Linked DNA regions of Homo sapiens: region 1 is linked to region 2. Evidence: chromatin loops called from intact Hi-C (ENCODE). Cell type or tissue: IMR-90. All regions are shown on one strand. Links, peaks and the distances in the headings refer to the core of each region. The heading gives the core; the rest is flanking DNA.

The links. A loop is a pair of places that touch in the nucleus more often than their neighbours do. Peaks named below come from ENCODE experiments on the same cell type or tissue, not always from the same donor. Only the 100,000 strongest peaks of a DNase experiment are listed, where the experiment ranks them.
Region 1: it touches region 2 in a loop (9-fold over the local background); 2 of 110 quality-filtered maps call a loop at or near these places.

Annotation. Positions count from the first base shown.
Region 1 is chr4:177,542,702-177,551,109 of GRCh38, forward strand. The region is part of intron 1 of AGA-DT (AGA divergent transcript); the gene reads left to right. Among named protein-coding and RNA genes, the nearest start is that of AGA-DT, 100 kb to the left of the region's middle. In IMR-90, for the core only: a CTCF peak has its summit at 4,284 (motif pointing left); a DNase peak (open chromatin) is centred at 4,770.
Region 2 is chr4:177,104,365-177,112,772 of GRCh38, forward strand. No RefSeq gene overlaps it. Among named protein-coding and RNA genes, the nearest start is that of NEIL3, 200 kb to the right of the region's middle. In IMR-90, for the core only: a CTCF peak has its summit at 4,536 (motif pointing right); a DNase peak (open chromatin) is centred at 4,537.

The sequences.
Region 1 (8,408 bases), core at 191-8,190, 440 kb after region 2:
CTGTAATCCCAGCTACTCGGGAAGCTGAGTCAGGAGAATCACTTGAACCCAGGAGGCGGAGGTTGCAGTGAGCCGAGATTTCACCACTGCACTCCATCCTGGGCAATAGAGTGAAAAAAAAAAAAAAAAAAGGACAGACAAAGATTTAAACAGTGATCACTGTTCCTCATCCTTCCCCTCCCCACCCCATCCTAATTCTGCCATAGCCTCTCTTTCCTACCCACTTCGTCTGAAACTTGTTGGCCTGGTCCTGTAGACAACTTCCCCACCTTCCCTCACTCAGGAAATCCTTCTTTTCTTTTTTCCTTATTACTGTAATTCTTGTAATGAACATTTGTTGAGGGCCACATACTCTGGTTGGCTCTGAGGATAGCGGGGAAATACAGCACAAGGTCCTGCCCCTTGGATGCATTCTCTTGTGCTATGTCTTTCTGTGGCTACGGTCACCCTTACTGAGAAGGTGTGATTGGGATCCTATTCCTTGATGGATTACTCTCAGGATGATTCAGTTGTATCAGGCAGTATTACTTACTCAAATTATAAGGTTCTACAGTTAAACCCCATATTTTACAATTCTGCATGTGTTTGAAAGTTTAATTCTGCACATATCTAAACATACATAGCTAGATAGATATAGATCGAGTTTGGCTTTAGTTTGCAGTTATACTATTTTATATTATTATATCATTATATTTGGTTCAGGGCTTGCAATTGTTTTCATTCAGTCTCTTGTTCTATGTTATAAAGGCCAGGCCAGGTGTGGTGGCTCACACCTGTAATCCCAGCACTTTGGGAGGCCGAGGAGAGTGGCTCACCTAAGGTCAGGAGTTCGAGGCCAGCCTGACCAACATGGTGAAGCCCCGTCTCTACTAAAAATACAAAAATTAGCCAGTGTGGTGGCACATGCCTGTAATCCCAGCTACTCGGGAGGCTGAGGCAGGAGAATCGCTTGAAGCAGGAGGTGAAGGTTGCAGTGAGCTGAGATCTCACCACTGCACTCCAGCCTGGGCAACAGAGTGAGACTGTCAAAAAAAAAAAAAAGGTCCAGGTCATAGAGAAACAAATGTTTCTTAAGTGCCTACTTTATGTCAGTGGCTTTCCTGGATAAGTAAGATTGGATAAATAAGACATACAGTATTTATGTTTCAGAAAGAAATTAAAAAAGAAAAACAACCAAAACCCTGTATCCCAGATAACTAATTCAGGAATCATTGGTTGAGGAGACCTGATGGATCTTAGTTTAGCCTTTTAAATGTTAAAATGTTCAGCTTTTCTCACATGTGACATTTGCTGGTCTAGATAGCCTTAATTTTACAGCCGCCAAAATTTCTTTGGTATGGCAAATGCAGACAGAAGACTAATCTTGTGGGATTAAGTAGAGTTAAAAACTATTTACAAATAAATTTTAGAGTGTGAATAAATGGACAGACATTACTATGTGTCTCACATAGCAATGGCACATGCGCCCACAGTGCAGTAGTAGATTTCCCCTGGTACCCCGGCATCAGCACTAGTTTACTTTTAAGAGCAGGGCTGAGCTCTTTGGGAGCACATTACTACTTCTTAAGTGTTTTTTCTGCTATCTCAGGATATCCCGCATGATATTCTGACTACTTTAGAGGCCTGGGCAACTACGCTCCATTCATCATCAGTGTGAAAGAAATCTACACATTACATACGGTTAAGGATATTTCTTTGTTCCTTTTTGTGTTGCAATTTAAATCAGAGCCAATGTGGTGTATTTTAGCTGCGTTTTAGGTATGTAAAATTTTCAGTACTATGGTTGCTGCAAATGTAATTGTGGTTTTTGCCATTGCTTTTAGTGGCAAAAACCACAATTACTTTTGCACCAACCAAATACTAAAATAAACTTTTTTCATTATATAAATTTGATACCATGATATAGACTTAAGAAATCAAACCTTAAAAATATCTAGTTCAAATGGCATACTATTATAGTAAATGATGTAATAATTTTAAGCAATTAAACATTATCACTTAACCATATTCTCCTACATGATTGGCATTTTAATGCAAGTAGTGTCAGTTAAAGAGAAAAGTTCTTTTGATAAAAGCTCTATTGATATAATAACTAAAGTCAAAGTTAATTCTAAATAGTAAATAAATCGATCAATGCACATTTATTGGGGGTAATTCTGTGTTTTCTGCACAATTCCAGAGTTGCGGAAGATAACATAATTCCCTTTCGAAAGCAGAAAGAAAAATACAAGGGAATTTCTAATTAAATGATTGATTATATGGCATAAGTGTATTTGCTATAGAAGTTAAGAAGAGAGCTATGAAAGCGGGAATGAAAATTTGAACTAGCAAGGTTAGATCAGATTTAAATGACTGGAAGAAAGTAGGAAAGATATTTTTGGCAAACCTAAAAGCTGGGATTGAATGTGTGAGGCTCTGAGGTGAGGCCACTCTGTGAGTACAGCTGTCAGTGTATGTTGAAGTGAAGCAGGATAGGGGCTAATGTGGAGAATAGGGCTAAGTTATAAAGAGACCTGAAGGCCATGAAAACAAACAGAGGTAGGCTGGGCGTGGTGGCTCATGCCTGTAATCCCAGCACTTTGGGAGGCCGAGGCAGGCAGATCACCTGAGGTCAGGAGTTCAAGACCTGCCTGACCAACATGGTGAAACCCCATCTCTACTAAAAATACAAAAATTAGCTGGGCGTGGTGGCGGGCATCTGTAATCCCAGCTACTCAGGAGGCTGAGGCAGGAGAAACACTTGAACCTAGGAGGCGGAGGTTGCAGTGAGCTGACATCCTGCCATTGCATTCTAGCCTGGGTGACAGAGCGAGACTCTGTCTCAAAAAAAAAAAAAAAAGAAAACAAACAGAAGTAAGAACAGGTAGAGATGGGCAGGGAAACAAAACATTTCTTGGTTGTATTGTACAAATTATAATCGGTAACATTCATTATTAGCTTAATTATTAGCCGAATATTGTGCTAAGAATTTCACATAAATTACATAATCCTCATATCAACCTTGTAAGTTGGTATAATGATTGTTATTTTAAAGATGAGAAAACTGAGACACACAGAGAATAAGTCACTAGGCGATTATACACAGGTAGTATATGGAAGAATCAAGATTTAAAGTCAGGCAATTTAGCTTCCAAATTTCTATACTGAGATACTTTACCATCCAACATCGCGAGGAGGCTCTCGGCCTAAAAAGTTACACAACCCTATGAAAGAGGTATTATTATCCTAATTTTCGAGTTGATATACTGAGTGTCCACAAATTACTACTATGGCAGTTAAAATGGAAATTTCTACTTACCTGAAAGCACAATACAGCATTTACTCTGAGTTCAATTGCAATAAAAGGAAAATATTTAATCAATAATTTAATCAGTATATAGAGACAGCAATACTGTGTGCCAAACACCGTTGGTGGTACTAAAGATATAACTTGGGGACTTTGTAATTAACTAAATATTTTGTTATACTTATTTCTTCATTTATCTATATGCATTTTATATGCTCAGCTACTAATATTTTCTTTTTTTCATTATTTATTATACTTTAAGTTCTGGGATACATGTGCAGAATGTGCGGGTTTGTTACATAGGTATACATGTGCCGTGGTGGTTTGCTGCACCTATCAACCTGTCATCTAGGTTTTAAGCCTCGCATGCATTAGGTATTAGGTATTTGTCCTAATGCTATTCCTCCCCTAGCCCCCCACCCCCTGACAGGCCCCAGTGTGTGATGTTCCCCTCCCTGAGTCCATGTGTTCTCATTGTTCAACTCCTACTTATGATTGGGAACATGTGGTGTTTGGTTTTCTGTTCCTCTGTTAGTTTGCTGAGAATGATGGTTTCCAGCTTCATCCACGTCCCTCCAAAGGACATGAACTCATGCTTTTTTATGGCTGCATAGTATTCCATGGTGTATATGTGCCACATTTTCTTTATCCAGTCTATCATTGATGAGCATTTGGGTTGGTTCTATGTCTTTGCTATTGTGAATAGTGCTGCAATAAACATACATGTGCATGTGTCTTTATAGTAGAATGATTTATAATCCTTTGGGTATATACCCAGTAATGGGATTGCTGGATCAAATGGTATTTCTGGTTCTAGATCCTTGAGGAATTTTCTTCTGTCAACATTTACTTTGGTTTATTCTGAATTTCAGCCTAACCATTCCCTACCCTTATGCTTTGAAGACAAGACAGGAAACAGGTACCAACAAGCACAATACCAGTGATGAAAATCACAGTTGTAAGTTTCCTCTGGTGTGGAGCCACCTAGTGAAAGTAAAAGCAGATTGTTAAATATTTCAGAAGTTTGATGGCTGATTGTTATAGTTTATAGTTTATATGTTATAGTTTATAGATTGTTATATAGCTTGAAATTAGCCATCACAGGGTGCATCTACATCACAGAAATTGGCAAACATTACTGACAGTATGATTGATATATATATATATATATATGCTATTAAATGTGTATATATGTAAAATGTGATATATATGCTATTAAATTTGTATATATATGCTATTAAATGTGTATATTATATATGTGTGTGTATATATGTGCTATTAAATGTGTATATTATATATGTGTGTGTGTGTGTGTGTGTGTGTGTGTGTGTGTGTGTATCTGTTCTATTTTCAGTGGCTCGCTGCACAGAACTGCCAGGGAAGAAGACTTTTTATTTGGGTGAAGTCAACCAGAGGGATGAGAGCCAAACCTCAAATCCATCTCTCCAAATTGATTAAAATTGGTGTGTTGACATAGTGGGGGGGAAATATAACTACATGTGGGAAACAGGAATTAGAGGAATTAGGGAAGGGTGAGGAAGCAATCACGATTGATGGGGGCTCTGGCTTCTCCTTGTCTGGGTGCCAGGATCTGGTGAGTCCCTTGCCTGAGGTTTGGTTTCCTGAGGAAGGAACCCAGAGGAGACAAATGTTAAGTTTCAAGTTTCAAGATCAGGAGGATCAATCTCTATGTTTATTGAAAAAACCCCATAAATATCAGTTCTATGGGAAAATTGGGCCAGTTTTATATAAATATGTGTAATATGTGTACGTATAATTTTGAAGTGCTTTAGTAACATAGTTGCTTTGTTCATTTATTGATTCCATAAATACTGAATATGTATACATATTGTAAATATGTCATCTGTATACACACAGGGGCACACACACATATAGGTTTTCATCCATTGTTCCTGGCTCATAACTCCCGTAGCCTTTGTAACAGTTTTTATAATGCTGTGGCTCTTTAGGTCTCAAAAAACAGAAACTCTCTCTCTGACCTTCTCCTATTCTCCTGTCAGCAGCCCGAGACAGGACTCTAATCTTCTTTCACCATTCTGATTGTGGGTTATAAGATCCTCATTTCAGAAGGGGTCCTGGCCCTTAGCCTGGAAAAAGGAATACAGCACAGAGAAGCCAAAAAGAATCTGGACAAGCCTTGCTGGGTTTCTGTTCAGCCTATTAGTGTTAGAGAATACCCTTTTTGTCCAATCATACTTCTCCCTGGTGGTCAATTCTGTCTATGCAGTGAAGTCTCCATTAAAGGCCCAAGAGGACAGGGTGCAAGAGAACTTCTGGATAGCTGAATATGTGGAAGCTGAGAGGAAGGTGAACAAGAATTCATCTATGTGCTGGGAAGTGGTGCACCCCAACTCCAAAGGGACAGAAGCTCCTGTGCTTGAGACCCTTCCAGACCTTGCCTTGTGTATCTCTTCATCTGGCGGTTTATGTGTATCCTCTAAAATATCCTTTGGCATAAACTGCTAAACATCATAAATGTTTTCTTGAGTTCTATGAGCCGCTCTAGAAAATTAATTGAACCCAAAGAGGGGGCTCTGAGAGTCCCAATTTGAAGCCAGTGCATTAGAAATTCTAGAGGCTGGGGTATGCTGATGGGAAGGAGGGGGTGGTTTTGTGTGACTGAGCCCCCAACTTGTGGGATCTGAGGCTGTCTCCAGATAGTGGCTGAATTGAATTGAATTGGAGGGCACCCAGCTGGTGTCTGCTGCAGAGCTGATTGCTTGCTTAGTGTGTGGGGAGAAACCCCACACATTTGGTCACAGAAGTCTTCTGTGTTGCTTGTGGTGATAGAACAGAGGAAAAACAGTTTGAGTTTTTCCACTATCACAAGTACAAATGAGGGCTTTTTTTTTTTTTTCAGTCTAGCTGCCAGTACACCACTGCCCTCCTCCTTTGTGAGATCTTTGTAGGTTCTATTCTCATTCTTTCAGATGCCTGGTATATTTGTAATTTGCATCCTGTTATTTGTATCTTTTTTTCCTATCAAAGAGAGCTCACAAGAATGGAGAAGGGGAAGGGAATTAATATTTCCTAAGCATCTGCTGTATATCAATTACTGTGCTTAACTGTACATATTATTTGATATTCATGATAACTCAGTGAGTTAATTATTACTCCCATTTTCAGGCTAGAAAACTGTGACTTAGAAAGGTTAAGTTACATTTCTGTGGTCAAACATATAAGAACTGAAGTTGAGGGCGGGCACAGTGGCTCACACCTGTAATCCCAGCACTTTGAGAGGCCGAGGTGGGCAGATCAGGAGGTCAGCAGACCAAGACCATCCTGGCCAACATGGTGAAATCCCATCTCTATTAAAAATACAAAATTTAGCTGGGTAGGGTGGCACGTGCCTGTAATCCCAGCTACTCGGGAGGTGCCACTGCACTCCAGCCTGGGCAACAGAGCGAGAGTCCTTCTCAAAATAAAAAAAAGAACTGAAGTTGAATTTCTTATATGTGACTTCAAAGTCCACAGTCTTTCCAGCTGGTGAATGTGTCAGTAATTTAGGCTTCTGGGTTTGTTTAGAGTGGCTAATTTTGAAATGCTTTAGTAACTGTTTTACATAGTTGCTTTGTTCATTTATTGATTACATAAGTACTCAAGAGATATGGCCGGGTGCGGTGGCTCATGCCTATAATCCCAGCACTTTGGGAGGCCAAGGCAGGCTGATTATGAGGTCAGGAGATTGAGACCATCCTGGCTAACATGGTGAAACCCCGTCGCTACTAAAAATACAAAAAAAATAGCCGGGCATGGTGGCGGGCACCTGTAGTCCCAGCTACTCGAGAGGCTGAGTCAGGAGAATGGCGTGAACCCGGGAGGCAGAGCTTGCAGTGAGCCGAGATCGCGCCACTGCACTCCAGCCTGGGCGACAGAGCAAGACTCCGTCTCAAAAAAATAAATAAATGAAAAAAAAGAAATAACTGGGTCCCCATCTGACAATGAGAAGCACATTTAATGCCTTAAGGTAGGAATGAAAGAGGCAGACACCTGAACAGAGAGAGCGGGTGTGTGGAAGGCATTGTTTCCTAATCACAAGCATTTGAAAAAGGCTTTTTGGGGAAGCAAATATAGGCCTCTTGACGTCCAAGAAATCCTACTGCATTCCTATTCCAGTTAAGGCTGAGCCTGGAAACAATGTTTAGTACCTGTTCTCTTAAAGACCTTTCATACCACTTCAGCTGTAAGTTAATAATGGAGTCTTTGTATAATAAAAGAGTAAAAATAGACTTGTTTTTCTATTACATTTTGTTTTTGGTTAGGGAGGAAAAAAACGTGAAGCTGTATCAAGGTTGTATTTGTCCTAATAAATTTTGCTTTAGATTCATTGACGTTCAAAGGCACAAGTCTCCTAAATCTCAGCTCTGCTATTTGTTACCTACTTATTACATTGCACCTGTTGATAACTAGCTCAGCTTTTTGGCCCCACTTTTCTCATCTATAGTTTCACTACTGTATGAATACTCACCTTACAAGGCTGTCTGGCTATAGATAATGTACATAGTCTCTCCAATCTACTTTTGTACCCAACTTCTATCACTTTCCTGTGGAATCCTTAATGTTAGTAAAACTTTTCTCCTCACTACGCTTTGATCAGTCCTTTGGGATTAACTTTCCTGAAATGCCTCCTTTTCTCTTTGTCCCTTCAGTCTCCAACCCGAAGGCCCAAGTCAAGTTTAGTACCCTCCCAAATCCTTCCCAGTCCATGATATCTGCTTTAGATCTCTTCTATTCTCTTCTGAGTTTAGACTTGGTCTTCCTTTCCTTTACCTATTTGTAATTATAAACCATCATTAGCATCTCTTGTAGCATTGCTTTGTGCGGTTACACATATCTTTCCCTTTTCTTTCCAACAAGATTTTAATTACCTAGAGGTTGGGGTTGTTATGTTTCTTCACATTTCTCATAGAGTGCAACACACCTGAACAGTCTCAAACAGCAGCAACATTAATATGTACTAACATTCATAATCCTTCCATGAGCATTGCATACAGAACTGTGCACAGGGTGAATGTTTAATAAGTATTGCAGTAATTACTTATTACTTCTGTGTTAATTGTAGTATGTTCCGAGGATCCAACCTCTGCAGCACTTTTGCTCA
Region 2 (8,408 bases), core at 142-8,141:
CTGTCTTTATCAAAAATACAAAAAAAAAAAAAATATAGCCAGGCATGGTGGTGTGCACCTGTGGACCCTGCTACTCGGGAAGCTGAGGTGGGAGGACCGTTTAAGCCCAGGAGTGGAGGTTGCAGTAAGCCGAGATTGTGCTACTACATCCCAGGCTGGGTGACATAGTAAGACCCTGTCTCATTTAAAAATAAAAATAAAATTTTAAAAGTTTGAAAATAATATCTTTTCTAAAATTCTTATAGGTAAAAACAAATTATAAAAATTAGGCCAGAATCAAAATATGATTAAATTTTTAAAAGAATCCCCTTGCATCCTTAAAGAAGATAAAAGATAAGCAGTAACTCTTGAAAAAATATTTTTTAAAAAAATTGTTTTCTTAGCATATTATTGTTTTCATTTACTTATTTAACAAATATTTATTGAGTGCGTACTATTACCCAGGCACTATGCCATCTCTTTGATAAACAACATAATTAGAATGTTTTGCATGTGTTCCATTAGATGATTTAATTTTAAAGTTAGAAACCGTGTGATTTTAAAAATCAGCTCAGCACATAGCTAACATGAAATATAAACAAGATCTTACATGATGAAAAGAATAGCTAAAAACTACTGCCTTGTATATTTAGAAAAGAAAATTACATGGTAGAAAGACCCAAAGGAATAGCTACCTTGATTTAACACTGCTGGAACTTTCAGCATTTGGCTGATGACCAGTAGAGCACATTAGTATTGTAAGGCCAGGCATTGAAAAGAACACTAAGATTCGCTTGCTACCTTCCTTACATAAGCCAGAATCCATGTACCGTATATGAATCCACAAAAATAATAAAGGGAGGTGACCCAAGAGCAATGCTTACATAATTATCTCCAGTTGTCATCAAAGTTTTAATTTAAAGATTGGAAAAAATGGAAAATGCTGGTCTCTATAATCTGAGAAAGAACTAGAAGGGACAATGACACATTTTTCTTTTATGGACTTATGTTTTATGGACTTATGACATTACATGAAGGATTTATTGTTAGAATCTATATATATGCAGATCACATACAGTTTTATATATAATTATATAAAATGTAAGAGGACAGCAATTAGTCTCATATTAATATTCAAAGTGCTAACAGTTAACACCATATCATTTTACTAAAAGCAAGAAATTCCTATTATTTTCCATTCAAAAGAAATAAAATATTTCCCTACGATAGTTACTCATTTGGAAGACATGTGAAAACTGGCAGTCACTTGGCTTTTGAAGGAATGAAACTTTGAAAGGGTTCAGACGAATTGTTCTAAATGTAGATTTTAATTGGTTCCTTCATTCCCCGTGACCTATAAAATACTCAGAGAAGCTTCAAGCAAAATGTGTTTTCTCCCCACCCTGATCCTTGCCATTGGCAAAGGCTGCTTATTTTCTTATGTTTCAAATTATCCGAGTTAACGTGACTGGCTTTGTTTAGCAATGACTTCACATAACTGGGCCTTTTATCAGGCATTTTTATATACCGGCACTATTCATGTTATTATCAAAGACTGAAAAACAACATTTTTTGTAAAAGCTGAGCAAAACACCAAAGAGTATGATGGCAACAATAATATATTTATCATGAGATGCTGGTAAGAAGAGTTAAACAAACCGAAAAATAAATGATCTAGCAACCAGAGGCTGGAGTGAGGGTGGACAGGGAAAGGGGAAATGTTGGTCAAAGGGTGCCAAGTTTCAGTGAGATGGGAGGAACAGGCTCTGGTGATCTATTGCACAGAATGGTGACTCTAGCTAATAATAATGTATTGTATATTTCAAAACAGATAAAAGAAAGGATTTTAAGTTTCTCACCACAAACGAATGATAACTGTTTGAGGTGATGGATATGTTAATTAGCCTGATTTGATCATTTCACAATACATGTATACATGACATTGTACCCCATAAATATATTCAATTATTATTTGTCAATCAAAAATAAAATAAAACTTAAAAATAAAATTCTCATCCTAAAAAGAATTTAAAGGCTAAACATGAGCTTTCAAAGAACATTTTTGGAAAGTACGTGTGAATAAATATTTTCAGGGCTAGTTTCTTTTCATTAGTACATGTTAAGCATTTCTCTTCTACAATGTGTTTAATATCTACACATTATTATATCACAATTATGAGCCATAATTTTTATATCCATCTGCCACTGATATTTTATTTTCAGTATTCTACCTTTAATCATGAACCTTACTTTTTGTATGCACTTCTGATTATTTCCATGGAACACATTCACTGAGTTATAATTGTTGGGTCACAGGGAACTGCTCTGTCATTTGAAATCTGGGAAGCAGGAACCATATTGTAATGCGCCTCATTTATAAACAGGACCACCATGCCATCTGCAGATGGCACTATGTGAGCACCTGACTAAGGTGGGCCAGGTGCTCTTCATGGTTTTTAACTTTGAGGCTAAAAAGCTGGTTTTATGGGCCTTCCTAATCATATTCATCTTTTAGTACTTGACCCCTTCCTCTGGCTTCTTAAGAAGTTAATGAATTTAAAAATCAATACTAAAAATGTTTAAGGTCATAAATATCTTCTACTTGCTTTACAAAGGAAGAAAAAACACCCTGGCCTCACGAAGCCTTTAGTCCTGCTTAAATTCATTCACACTTTGTAGGATTATTTCATATTCTTGAGGTGGGATATTGAATTATTAATTTAGCAATTTGTGTTTTCAGGTCATGAATTATGTTAATTTCCATTTCAGTGAATGTTAGAGTATTTGACCAGATTGTGATGTTGCCTACTTTGTATAAAATATTCTTTTCCATGAATACATTGAGAAATTAATTAGAACATAGATTGTTTGGCTCAACAAATCAGAATTAAGTGAAGGGTAAAAAAATGGGTTTTTATTTCTAGATTACAGAATAAATACCTATATTTACCTTACTTTCCTCCTGAAAACATACTAAGTTGGCTATTAAAAATATACAAATGCGTAAGAAAAAATAGGTAGTGATACCACGGTAGTCCACTCATTTTCTTCTCTAAAATCAGCACACTCATCCGAAACTGTCACAGATACCTGCTGCTCATTGGCTCATAGCCATGTCTATCACAAGGAAGCAGATTCTCAAATAAGATTGTGGCTATAAATCAATGAACAGCAGTCTGGCAATAAGAATTCTGTGACCAGTGGTGAATGGGGAATAGATGGCCCATGACATGCAATAATAACACAATTGTTAAAACTTTCATCATCAGTTAGTCAGGATGGGTAATGGTGGAAAGGAAGTACATGAGTTTATGCAATATTTTTCTTGAAAAGTATGAGGGAATATATTATTGAATTGGGTGGCTGTGACTAAGTGCCATAAATTCAATGAAGAGAGCCAATGACAGGCCCAGAATGATTAATCAGCAATTAAGGGCAAAATCTGAAAGCCAAAGGAGTTCCTTGGCAGCATTTAGTAAAACTCTAATCTCCTATAAATGGAGAGAAGACAGAAAGGAGGAATGAGCTCACGACTAAATCATAAGAGTAGAGGAGATTCAGACAATGTTAAAGGCTGCAATTTTTACAACAAGGTCAGATATTTGAAAGGACTCACAAGATTCCATGGAGCACATTCATGTAAGACTTTTAATACAGGCAAATGATACAGTGCGTTAGGAGAAAGAGAATGTAAAAAAGCATCAATATCTGAAAGTCTTCCAGGCATAGCTACCTAGGGCCCTTATTCACAGAAGGGTGTGCTTTGTCTTTGGACTGAACCTCCAAGGTTTATTGCAAGTAAATTTGGTTTGGAAAGACCTTCGTAAGAGTTTCCAGCAGAGTTCTGTATTCCCCTAAATTCACCTAGCTAAATTTGGCTGCAGAACCAGTGATGCTACATATAAGGTATCAATAAACAACCCAGCCTGGGTACCACTTGCGGTATTCTAAATTTTAAACTAAATGTTATAAATTATGAGTTAGCCCACTACCCTTATATGGCAATGAGTCAGATACTTCCATGTGCCTCTGGAGATAAGCACAGAACGGTCATAGTTCATCTGTAAAATTATTCTATGCTACAAAATACGTAGCTCCAGTGAGTTTCCTAGGCCAAATTCAGATTTCTAACAAGAAAGAAATGAGACACTGACACTTGGAGGTGAAAATCTGGGTAGATTCATTTGAAACCCTGGAACTCCAGATGCCCCTAGTTCAACTGGTCTGGCAGTGGCCTACTTCTTCTTAGAAAATAGTAGCCACCTCCAGCCTAAAGATCATGGAGAGGTCTTCATGAAGCAGATGCCTTATGAGACAAAGTCCCTTTTCCTGGAGTCAACCCTCTTCTTCCTTCCTGACAACCAGATCAATAATAAGAGTCAAATACCAGCACAGCCCAACTGGGGAATAAGACTGGCAGAGGTAGGATAGTATCACTCTCGGGAACAATATCCCAAGGAAGATATATTTAAAGGAGGAATGCAGAACATAAAGTTGAGAAAATGAGAGTCTGTCATTATGGGAGCCCTCTGCTAGCATACATGATTTAGCCCTCTGACAGTCCAGGAGATGGTGCTAACACACTATTTAGATGGCTCATGGAAGCTTGAAATAAGTTACAGCCTATACAGTTAGTCAAATAAAAATGCCAAAATTGATAGGAAAGGTATAATTGAAAGGGATCAGAAGGCTCAAGTAGGCACTCTGATAAACCATACAAGGCTGGAAAACCCACCAGCCATCTGTTTCTTACAAGACATGAAAGACACTCCATTTACCAAAGAAGAGTGTCCTAATGAAAGGGGTACTAACATTGTTCAGAAGACAGTGATGGCTGTCTTCTGCAGGCTAAAGCTGACAAAAAGAGGTGCTACAACAGAACTGAATTGCAAAAAAACAATGGAGATTGCAGGACAATGGAATGATAAAGGTCCAACACTTAACCATCAGTGGCAAGACTAACGCAATCTTCACAACAGCAGAAAAACCTGAATGGCAGGCCCATCAGAGGGCCATGGAGATGGTTAATAGGACAGAGTGTTCCTACAGGCAAGAGGGAGGAAAACCAATGAGTGTTTTAAATTTAAAGAATCAGAAGAAATCCCAAATGGATAAACAAGAGGGTGTGGACACTCACCACAATAAACGTCATGATCCCACCCCAATTTCCTAAACTAGCTCTCAGACCTGAAACCCAACCACTGAAGAAACAGTTTCGTTCCTATAAAGAAGGACCCTGAAATGCCAAAGCAAGTGTATTCAGTAGTAAACTACCTAGTCCATCCCCAAAGGAATACACAGCCATTTTCTTTGGTAACAGTGAACTGGAAAAGGGGAAATAACTAGGTTTTTTTTTTTTTTTTTTTTTTTTGAGGATGCTTGGACACAGGATCTGAGTTGGCACAGATATTCAGGGTTCCAAAGTGATAATATGCAGAATGTGGGGACTAGAAAACAAATGGAGTCTTCACCTAGATCCAGGTACCAGTGAAGCTACTAGGTCCATTATTCCACCTGATGAACACTTCTCTAGCATTCTAATGTATAATTAGCATAAACACACATGGCAGTTGATGGGACCTTCATCTAAAGTTCTTGACCTATAAGACAGAGGTAGTTTCAGTTTTCAAATTCAGTTTTCAATTGAAGACTGAAACTACCTCTGTCTTGAGCCAAGAGATTAAAAAACAAACAAACAAAGCAAAACAAAGTAGAGTACATGCCAGAGGGAACGGCAGAGATTACTGTCACCCTCAGTAACTAAAAAAATGCAGGGGTGGCCACTATAATATCCCACCTAATTTATCAGTCTGACCCTGAAAAATATAAATATTTTTTAAAAAGGGATCATTCTTTCTTTTAAAAATATCTACAAAAACCTATAACTTCTAGCTATGGACACTGATGGCCATCCTCCCCATTCTGGTATTTAGGGGCTTTCTGCCTGAGGGCAGTTTCCCATCCACTGGCCACAAAATGAAATCTAACACTTTACAGCACCCATACATAGAGGTTCTATTTAGGCTTCCCACTCCCTGCAGGTGTCTATTGAGGAAATAGGTCCAGCTATGAAATAACACAGATAAACCAAGTCAGGTCCTCTTAATTGTCAAAAAAGTTCTTCATTCTTAAATATTACAGAAAAAAAACATTCTCACCAGTCATAGAAGAAATCCAACTGCAAGAAGAAGACCAATATAAATAAATAATGCTAACTAGCCCTAAAGAAAAAAATAAAGATTCATGAAACATATAAAATATATAAAATAATCTTACCAGTATCTTCAGAAAGTTTGGAGAAAATATTGAATTCCCAGGATGCTGTGAAAACAGTCATTAGAGAATGTGTTAGACAGAGAATGCTGTAGATAATTATGACCTTCTTTTTTGTTTTTTTGTTTTTGAGATGGAGTCTCACTCTGTCACCAAGGCCACAGTGCAGTGGTGCAATCTTGGCTCACTGCAACGTCTGCCTTTTGGGTTCAAGCAAATCTCCTGCCTCCCGAGTAGCTGGGATTCCAGGCACGTGCCACCATGCCCAGCTAATTTTTGCATTTTTAGTAGAGACAGGGTTTTGCCATGTTGGCCAGGCTGGTCTCCAACTCCTGACCTCAGGTGATCCACTGCCTCGGCCTCCCAAAGTGCTAGGATTACAGATGTGAGCCACCACGCCTGGCTGATAATTGACTTTCAGTGTCTATCTTCCATATCTTTAGTAACAAAAACTTGATTTTTAGATTAACACGCTTCTTCACAGCTAAACTATTATGCTTCTCAGCATTCCACGAAACTAATGGGAAATTATGTTACTAAATTCTGACCAGTGAGATTGTATTAGTCTGTTTTCACACTGCTTATAAAGGTATACCTGAGACTGAGCAATTTATAAAGGAAAGAGGTTTAATGAAGAACTCACAGTTCCACATGGCTGGGGAAGCCTCACAATCATGGCGGAAAGTAAGGAGGAGCAAGTCATATCTTACGTAGATGGCAGCAGGCAAAGAGAGAGCTTGTGCAGAGAAACTCCCATTTTTAAAACCATCAGATCTTGTGGGACTCATTCACCATCACAAGAACAGCACAGGAAAGACCCACCCCCATGATTCAATCATCTCCCACCGAGTCCCTCTCATAACACGTGGGAATTATGGGAGCTACAAGATGAAATTTGAGTGAGGACACAGAGCCAAGCCAAATCACTCTACATCTGGCCCCTCCCAAATATCATATCATCACATTTCAAAACCAATCATGCCTTCCCAACAGTCCCCCAATGTCTTAACTCATTTCAGTATTAACTGAAAAATGCATAGTCCAAAGTCTCATCTTAGACAAGGCAAGTCCCTTGTGCCTATGAGCCTGTAAAATCAAAAGCAAGTTAGTTACTTCCTAGATACAATGGAATTACAGGCACTGGATACATACAGCCATTCTGAATGGGAGACATTGGCCAAAACAAAGGGGCTACAGGCCCCATGTAAGTTTGATATCCAGCAGGGCAATAAAATCTTAAAGTTCCAGAATCATCTCCTTTGACACCAAGTCTCACATCCAGGTCACACTGATGCAAGAGGTAGGTTCCCATGTTCTTGGGCAGCTCCACCCCTGTGGATTTGCAGGGTACAGCCTTCCTCCTGGCTGCTTTCACAGATGGGCATTGAGTGCCCTGGGCATCCAGCTGTATCCATACATCCCCTGAAATCTAGGCAGAGGTTTCCAAACCCCAATTCTTGATTTCTGTGCACTAGCGGGCTCAACACCATGTGGAAGCTGCCAAGGTTTGGGGCTTGCACCTTTTGAAGCCATAGCCCAAGCTCCACATTGGCCCCTTTCAGCCACGGCTGGAACAACTGGGACTCAGGGTGCCAAGTCCCTTGGCTGCACACAGCATGGGGACCCTGGGCTCGACCCACAAAACCACATTTTCCTCTTAGGCCTCTGGGCCTGTGATGGAAGAGGCTGTCATGAAGACCTCTGACATTCCCTGGAGATATTTTTACCATTGTCTTAGGAATTAACATTCGGCTACTTGTTACTTACGCAAATTTCTGCAGCTGGCTTGAATTTCTCCTCAGAAAATGGGATTTTTCTTTTCTCTCTCATTGTCAGGAGGCAAATTTTTGGAATTTTTATGCTCTGCTTCCCTTATAAAACTGAATGCCTTTAACAGCACCCAAGTCACCTCTTGAATGCTTTGCTGCAGAATTTCTTCTGCCAGATACCCTAAATCATCTCTCTCAAGTTCAAAGTTCCACAAATCTCTAGGGCAGGGGCAAAATGCCATCAATCTCTTTGCTAAAACATAACAAGAGTCACCTGTGCTCCAGTTCCCAACAAGTTCCTCATCTCACTCTGAGACCACCTCTGCCTGGAACTTATTGTCCATATCACTATCAGGCTTTTGGTCAAAACCATTCTACAAGTCTCTA